Linked DNA regions of Homo sapiens: region 2 is linked to region 1. A link is a loop called in an ENCODE intact Hi-C map of the cell type or tissue named here. Cell type or tissue: HCT116. All regions are shown on one strand. Each heading gives the region's core, and the rest is flanking DNA. Links, peaks and the distances in the headings are about the cores only. Region 1 overlaps STK39 (serine/threonine kinase 39). Region 2 overlaps STK39 (serine/threonine kinase 39).

The links. Hi-C counts contacts between places; a loop is a spot of excess contacts. Peaks named below come from ENCODE experiments on the same cell type or tissue, not always from the same donor. Only the 100,000 strongest peaks of a DNase experiment are listed, where the experiment ranks them.
Region 2: a loop joins it to region 1, with 6 times the contacts of the local background. A loop is called at or near these places in 3 of 110 quality-filtered maps.

What each region holds. Positions count from the first base shown.
Region 1 is chr2:168,214,739-168,219,135 of GRCh38, forward strand. All of the region lies in intron 1 of STK39 (serine/threonine kinase 39), which reads right to left. Among named protein-coding and RNA genes, the nearest start is that of STK39, 31 kb to the right of the region's middle. In HCT116, for the core only: no CTCF peak of the experiment used is centred there; a DNase peak (open chromatin) is centred at 2,033; H3K4me3 peaks cover 1,656 bases; H3K27ac peaks cover 4,000 bases.
Region 2 is chr2:168,158,642-168,163,038 of GRCh38, forward strand. It overlaps STK39 (serine/threonine kinase 39), which reads right to left. Exons shown (of 18, transcript NM_013233.3): 5 at 3,146-3,201. Among named protein-coding and RNA genes, the nearest start is that of STK39, 87 kb to the right of the region's middle. In HCT116, for the core only: a CTCF peak has its summit at 2,431; a DNase peak (open chromatin) is centred at 2,470; H3K27ac peaks cover 292 bases.

The DNA of each region.
Region 1 (4,397 bases), core at 160-4,159:
AGTAAGGGAATAAGGATAAAAGAAAGTCAAGAAATAATGTTGTACAGGGTAATTCTGAAAAAGGTCCTGCCCAGACCACTGATAACTGTGTGCCACGAACTGAGGTAAGATTTTCCTCTACACTGGAAATCCAAAAGAGTGTATTGGTTTGCTGCCCCTTTTTGGTAGCAACTCTATTCTTCATTTTGTCATTTGCTGTTTTTACCCAGTAGTATATCTCTTGGAGCTCTCTTCATGTTAGTACATACCATCTTTTATCAGTCTCTTTTACAGCTCTAGGGATGTACCATGATCCATGTGTTTTCAACACCGTATTTGCGCTGACCTTATATAATATGCCAACGAATGAAGGTTTCACAATGAAGGATCAAAAATGGCTTGCAACAGTGTGTGCCAAACAAAAAGCCCTTTTCTGAAATAAGTTTAAATTGTAGAGTTGTTTTTTATGCATCCTTCATAGCCAGACTGCTCCCACAAACCACTGGCATTACCAAATGGCCAGGACTCCAATCATACTCTCCCCCCATTTCCACATCCTCCAAACTGAGGTTGATTTAATTTGATTTTACAGGGGAGAAAAAAAACGTTAGCTGGATAAGAGTTCATTGTGTGGTTCTTTGCTCCAAGATGACCCTTCCGTAAGCCCCGTGACCACCTGGCCTGGCTGTTTGGTATTAAGTTTAAAAGCCTGGAATTAGTTCAGAGAATACACAGGGCGTTAGCAATAAATAAGTTCATGAAGCTCTCCTTGGACCTTCTGACTCCTCCAGCTACCATGCTAAAAACTCTACTTTTGCTGGATCTGTTTCCCAAATCCCAAACATCAACATGTCACCTGCTCAAATACAGTGTATCTAACAGAGTTCTCTGAGACTTTTTCATCAAAATAAACTAAAAGGCTGCCCTTTCTAATAATTAGTCACGAATGTCAGTTGCCTCAAGGTGACACAGGAGAAACAAATCTGACGTGTAAAGGAACAGCAGCTGGAAATAATCAGACAAGAGGAAAGGGGGAAAAAATGGAAATATTCCTTTCTGGGCTAGGTGAGGAACTGTATTTTAGAAAACCTAAAATAGCCTTTTATCAGAGCTGGGATAAAGGTCATCACCATGGACCATGGTACTGGGGTAGAGGACAAAGCCACCTCTCAAGTGCACCTCACCCTGCTCTCTAGGGACTGACCAGAGAGTGGGGTCTGTGAAGGTGCCAAGGATGCTCTAGCATCTCTAAGGACTGGGCAGTTATGCAATACATTTATGTTTTTGCATAGCATCCCTCCCACAGGGCATTCCAATAAGCTTGACAAAGGAAATCTTTCATGTATTGGGTAAAAGCAATGTGAGGAGAAACCTCACATTGGTGGAAGAGAGACAGGAAACAGAGTTCAGATATGGATAGGCCTCCCGTGCTTCCTCCTTAGGCCTGCAAACCCCAACCCAATATGAAGGGCAATGGGAGAAATGGGCAAGGTGACCTGACCAGAGGTACATGGAAGGTAAGGACTGAGTCAAATCAGAGGGAGACAGATGAAGGCTTCCTGTCTCCCAGAGAAGGTACGTCCTCACTCTTGGCAAAGGCAGAATCATCTTCTGTCAATCGACTTGAGGTTGGTTTGGGTTTTTGTTTTGTTTTGAGGCCAGCTATTTATTCTACTTGCTAAATAAGAAACACAAGTAGCAAAATATTTTCCTAATTTACGACTTAGCAGCCTAATTTATTTTGACAGAAACAGAAGCACGCCTGCACACCAAGGCAAAAGTTGTGTTTGGCTGTTTGAAGATCTCCTTGGCATTCCTGCAGGAAATTCCTAGGTTTGGACAGTCCAGGAGAAGGGGCTAAATGTCTTTTTTCAGTGACGTGAGTCATCTAATGAAGTGGCAAATCGCCATCCTCAGCTTGAGCAAACCTGACAGAAATACGAGTTTTTAGGCAAAGAAACGTTGTTATAAGCCACCTTCAAAAGAAGACATTATTCGTGTGCTTTCAACTTTCTAAAGCCAAGGCTAATGCCACCGCCACACCTCTTAGGCATGGATGATCTCATGAACAGCAGCGGACTTTCATCTCCTGAGAGGTCTTGGTCACCGGCTCTGTGCCAGGCACTCCCCAGCTTGGTGACTACCTGCATACCTGCCCCTTTCCCATACCAGGAAGCTTTACCCAACCAACCCGCTAGGAACAAGGCTTTTTTAAAAGCCAGCCCAGGAGCCCAGAGGGGCGCTGGTTGGAATATGGTGAGCTCTAGTCCTAGGTTCTCAGCAGAAGCAGACATGCTCTGTTGGGAAAAGAAGACTGCTCAGACCTGCCAGGGTTGTATTTCCACAAGCCATTATCCTATGATGTGAATAAACTCACAACACGAAAATCAGTGATTACGTGTTTCTCTGCAGCTCTACCTGTGTCTTCAAAAGCATCCCACTCTCCCATGTTATTGAAGAACATTCCACCAAGGGTGCCTAGAAAGTAATGAGTCTGAATTCCTTAAGTCACACAGGGAACATGTTCCATTACAGATCCACCTGGTAGAATTTCCTATGGACCTTCATTATTGGAGGAGGAGATTCAGATTCAGCATGAATTAGAAAACCCCAATTTCTATCAATCAGAAAAAGGCCAGTATCCGGATGCAGGACGGGGAATACTCTGTTTCTTTATCGTAACCTTTATTACCTTCCTATACCACAGAAATATAGATCTGGAAAAATCAAAGAATCATATAAACTGACATTTCAGAATATTTTTATGTGAGGATCACAGATTATCCGATCCTTGGCCCCACTTCCCACAAAAGAAAAAAGATATACAGTTGCCCCTCAGTATTCGTGGGGGATTGGTACCAAAATTCATGGATGCTCAAGAACCCTGTATAAAATGATGTAGTATTTGCATATAACCTATGCATATCTTCCTGTATACTTTAATCATGTCTAGAGTAATACCTAAGACAAAGTAAATGCTATGTAAACAGATGTTATACTATAACATTTAGGAAATAATGGCAAGAAAAAAAGTCTGTACATGTTCAGTACAGATGCAATCATCCATTTTTTTCCAAGTATTTTCAATCTACATTTAACTGAATCCACAAATGCAGAAGCCATGGACATGGAGGACTGACTGTAGACATATTTAATAGTCAAAGCCAGCCCTAGAAACATAGTCTCCTATGGAGGGGAGGAAGAAAAAAGCATAACTACTAATTCTAAGATCACGTCCATGTTATCATGATTTAGACAGAAATAGCCTCCTAGCAGTAAATCACTAAAAGTCTCTTTATTTTGAAAGTACTAAGATATGTAGGATCATATAAACATCTTTTAACACCATGTCATCATTAAGGAGGCAATAAATGGAAATTACTGGCATAACTTTTGCTAAAGGGAATTGTAATGGAGAAAGAATTTAAACAGAACTAGACCACATAAATTGGAAGAGAGTTCCCAGATAACCCCACACTCTAACAAAGCTTCTCTACTCTGAAACATCGGCACTGCAGCTGTCACTTGCCAAGGCCCATGGGACAGCAGAGGTGAATGTACAAATTAGACAAGTAACTTGTAAAGAACCACAAAAGCTCAGAAAATTCCCCAAAAGAATATCTTGGGAAAGTTCACTTTCGCAGTGTTCAACATGTATGATCTTTTCCGCTAAGCTGACTGGACAAAGTCCTATCATCAAAAATAGTGACCGTAGGGCACAGCACCATGCATACCAGGGTCAGGTCATAGGACAGCGGTATTTGCGTCAACTGCTCTCCCACTTCTCCTAGCCAAACGCTCAACCAAGGTAGGCTTGCTAGAGCAAGGGCCAAGTCACCTAAAGAACATGACTGTCCTGAGAGAAACTCCTGTGATTTTGTCTGAGTAAAAAGGCTCAGAGACAAAATCGAAACAGTGTCACATCTTTCCAAAAGTAATTCCAGCCATAGAGAACAAACAGAAGAACACAGAATACACTCCTCCTCCACCCCCAAAAAAATCAAGTGTTAAGAAATAAAAGCAGATTCCAAAAGCTCTAGACTCTGAAAAAGACGTGGGGAAAGCCTCAATTAAACACAGAGAAAGCTATTAGGAGAATCAAAAGATTGACAGAAGTTCATGCATCCATTCAACAAATAACAACCAGCTCCCAACTAGTGGTACGAACCGTGTTAAATCTTACTACATAAAACTCAGGACAGGCATGCTTTTTATTCTTCAGGAACTTAAAAAGCTACCAGACGAAATAAGCTATAATTATGCCCAAGCTGCTACATTACACAGCTACAGGTCATTTTCCCTAAGAATCATATGAATCAAGAATTTGGGGTGGGCATTTAGGTGGAACCTTGAAAGATTCACATAATTTGTATATTAAGGAAGAAAAAGTGAGATGATAGCACTCTAAAAAGTAGGCA
Region 2 (4,397 bases), core at 193-4,192, 56 kb before region 1:
TCCAAACCCAAAGCATGGCTACACCGCTTATTCTACGTGTGACCTGGGCAACTGACTTCCCCACTGTAATTTAGTTTCTCCTATGTAAAATGGATGCAATAGTACCTTCCTCATGGAGTTGTGCTGAGGACTGAATGAGACTCAAAGCATTCAGAATCCAAAACCTAGCCTGACACACAGGAAGCACTCAAGACACATTAGTTCCTGATTTTATACCCACGTTCAATAGAAATGTACATTCTTCCCAGAGAATTTGGACTGTGTTCAACAGAACCAGGCTCATTATCCTATCCACCACACTTCTAGCTGCATAATAAAGTGAGGGTTTCTCATGGTCTAAATCAGGCCCTTTAATCTTCTGTTTTCTGATAAAAAGTTCTGAAAAAGGGAATTTATACATATGTAAAAGTGAGTGTTTCCCCTAAAAAAAAACAAAAATCATTATGTTTTCTATTAGGATAGCAAAAATGCCCTTTCTTAAAAACAGTGCACACAATAATATTCTCAAGGTGGGCAATGTATATTACACTCAAAGAAATAAATGCAAACTTAACTTCTCCCCTGCTTAACTTTTATTTCAAACTACAGGGCCTCAGAGGCATAAAGATACAAAGGGGAAAGAGCAAAAACAGACTGGGTAAAAACAATGTATTATTTGTCCAGGTAGCAACAAAAAGGGACCGTCTCACCCCTGCCGTTGCTGAGTCTCCACATTCCACTCTTCCCCCCGATCTCGCCTGTTTCACCCACCGACAAGGATGCCAGTAAAAGACCCAGAGACTCCTGGTCCTCATTTTTGTTCAGGCAGCAACCAAGTACCTGACCAAGAAAGTCAATCTCCTATAAAATGAGGACAGCAGTAACATCTACCTTTCCAAGGAGACATTAAAAATGCTTTAAGGCAATAACCTTATATTATAGTGAACACTTTAAAAATTCAAACTTTAAATACTGTATTAGTTGGATGTTATGATCAGGTCAGAGAATATGGGAGAAATTAAATGTGAATTCTAGAAAGCGACAGTTCCAGAGATGCAGAAGCTGTACATTTAGGTGCCTGTCAAGCAGCCACCATACATCTGGGAAATGGCCATTCCAGTTTGTGTTATTACACAAGCATGAAGTCGCATACTCAAAAAGATACCAAGGAAGTCCCGGATGGCTGGAACACAAAGTCCTCAGCACATGCCAGGCATAGAAAAGGCACAGCCCTCTCTACACATCAATTCACTTAATTCCCACACCTACCCTGTGCAGGGGCTTCCTGCCTGAGCCCTTCTGAACTCAGCAGCCCGCACAGTGCAGGCACGTACTGGGTCACAACAGACTCCTCGGCAGTGAGGAAAAACCCAAAGGCCTGTGATGGAAGGAAAAAGCCAGGAAATCTTACCTCGGGGATTCTTACTGGGAAAAAGAAAAGGACAATGTGTTCCAGAAGGCTCAGGGAGAGGCTCGGATCATTAATCTGACAAGAATAATGGGATGAGATGACTGGCAGAGGACCAAGTAACAGAATAAGGCAGGGGCTGACCAGCCTTCACATTTCAAAGGCAGTTCACTGCTATTTTGACCCTTTTAGTGAGAAATCATCATTTCATCATAAAACAGAAAATTAGTTGTACTTCCTTATCATCTTAGAGCAAGATTAATGGCAAGTTAGCTTCCAAATTCCATAATTAATAAGTATTACCTTTTGATAAGTCATAAACTCTCCTCAGAGCTGAAGCTCTTGCAGGACAATTTGAGGGTCACATGATCTCCAGTCAGTGCAAGGGAGTATCACTGTGATCCTGTTAGTCGTAGTAACAGAAGTAATAGTAGTAATAGTAGCAACAGCAGTAGCAGCAGCAGCCATGGTAGAACAGCAGTTATTGATATTTACTGCTTGCCTATTATGTGTTGGCCACTGTTAAGATCACTGGACCTTGATTTCATGAAAGAAGATGAAGTAGTTTATATTTTTACCCTTCTTTAAGGAAACTGAGTCTTAAGAAGGTTTGGTAACTTGCCCAAGGTGGTACAGCTACTAAGTGGTGGCCTCAGAATTTCGATCAAGTCAGCTGACACCAGAGCCTGCACTCTGAACAACTAGACTGCTTGGGGCTGGACAGTTTGAAATCTTTGCCCACAGATGTCTCTTAGCTGTTACTTGTTTAACTGAAGTACTTTTTCAAACTGTCCTTAGCCTATGGGATAAGGTCCACTCATGAGGACAAGATATGCACACACAAAGCACTAACTCAGATGGCTCAACAACAAAATCCAGCCTCCACGATGAGGAGAGGCACCAGAGTCGGGGGGTGGGGGTGGGGGGCAGCAGATGAATCAAGAATTGCCAAAGATTGATAATTATTGAAACTAGGTGATGGGTACAAGTGGGCTCATCTTACGCGTCTCTGCAATGACAGGGTCACTCCAGTAGAGGGAATGACTGTCTAGCCAAAAAATGCCAAGAACACTCCCCCAAGAAACCATGAAAGCTAAAAGGATTGCTGAGACAGACTTTCAACGACATGGGTAAAGCAAGAGTTAATATGGGCGTGGCTACATCTTATCCCAGGCCTTTAAGGTTACTCTAGGGCCAATAACAAAATAGAGGCTTTGAACACGAAAGGTGCTCACCTGATATTGTGTGTTCATGTAAAAGACATTCATTGCATCCCCAGCCTACCAGCTTTGTCAAGAATAGCCATGTTGGGTCAGAGTTAAAAACAAAATAAGGCCCAGATTTTTAATGTTCACAATTCTTTCAGATACCTCTTAAGAAATAAATTAGTTTTTAATTGATGTGTATGATGTTTTAAATTTTCAAACCTATCGAAAAATGTTTTTACAAGTGCATTTCTTGAAGTTATATGAGTATTACCATTATAAAATGTGAAAGGTAGAAAACATAATAAAATTGAAAATAAAATTATTCTTTATCAAAAAGCTATGTACTAAAATGGCATTTTTCACAGGATGATCTAATGACTTATCAAAACAATAAGGAAAATATGTTATCCTTCGGACCCAAACATTCTGTAAATATCATTCTGAAAAGAGATTACATGCATTTATTCATTTCTCAGGAATGATTCTACATTCCTTGAAACTGTAACACTTCCGTAATCAAGTAAAAAATTTTTCTATTTATCAGCTTTACCTGCTATTTGTACTGAACCATCCTCACCCAGAAGAATATTACCAGCTTTCAAATCCCTATTAGAAAAAAAAATAGAAAATAAATTGTAGGGTACAGACTTTATAGTGTATTGATTCACTCAGGAAGATTTTAAAACATATCATACAACGCAGCTCTTTGACATAATAATTTCATAAATATTAAGATAATAGCACAGATTTTAAAAGTTATAAGGATAGGCTGGGCACAGTGGCTCACGCCTGTAATCCCAGCACTTTGGGAGGCCAAGGTGGGTGGAGCACCTGAGGTCAGGAGTTCGAGACCAGCCTGGAAAAAATGGTGAAACCCCATCTCTACTAAAAATATAAAAATTAGTTGGGCATGGTGGCAGGTGCCTGTAATCCCAGCTACTTGGGAGGCTGAGGCAGAAGAATCACTTGAACCTGGGAGGTGGAGGCTGCAGTGAGCCAACACCGTGCCACTGCACTCCAGCCTGGGCAACAAGAGTGAAACTTGGTCTCAAAAAAAAAAAAAAAAAAAAAAAAAAGGTATAAGGATCCACCTGTCACTTTATAGTTTACTCGTGGGGGAGAGTTAGGATTTTAGAAAGAAATATTTTCTATGAAATAATTATCCAAATTTAATTAAATCATCAGTAAATAGACTCTCTATTTTATGCTTCAGAGTTAGACACTGCCCATAAACTCACACTACTGTCATTCTACCAAGTATTAAAGCCCAGTCTATGTAAAGCTCCTCTACTTCCACTTAAATTTGGGATGCAATTCCAACTTAATTATCTTTCTGAAAAATGAACTTCTCTCTGGTGAGAGACTGATTATAAATACTAATTATAATAATAGATATTATATTTCTTCACCGTATAAAACCTGTGTAATCTTAGTACTTTGAAAAATGACAACTTGCAATTTATAAATTTGATTTCTAAAGTAACTTTTTTCTAATTATTGAAAAATATAGGCCAGCCACAGTGGCTCACGCCTGTAATCCTAGCACTTTGGGAGGCTAAGGTGGGCAGATCATCTGGGATCAAGAGTGTCAGTCCAGCCTGGCCAACATGGTGAACCCCATCTCTACTAAAAATACAAAAATTAGCCAGGCATGGTGCCGCATGCCTGTAATCCCAGCTACTCGGGAGGCTGAGACAGGAGAATTGCTTGAACTCGGGAGGCAGAGGTTGCAGTGAGCTGAGATCACACCATTGCACTCCAGCCTGGGCAACAGAGCAAGACTCTGTCTCAAAAAAAAAAAG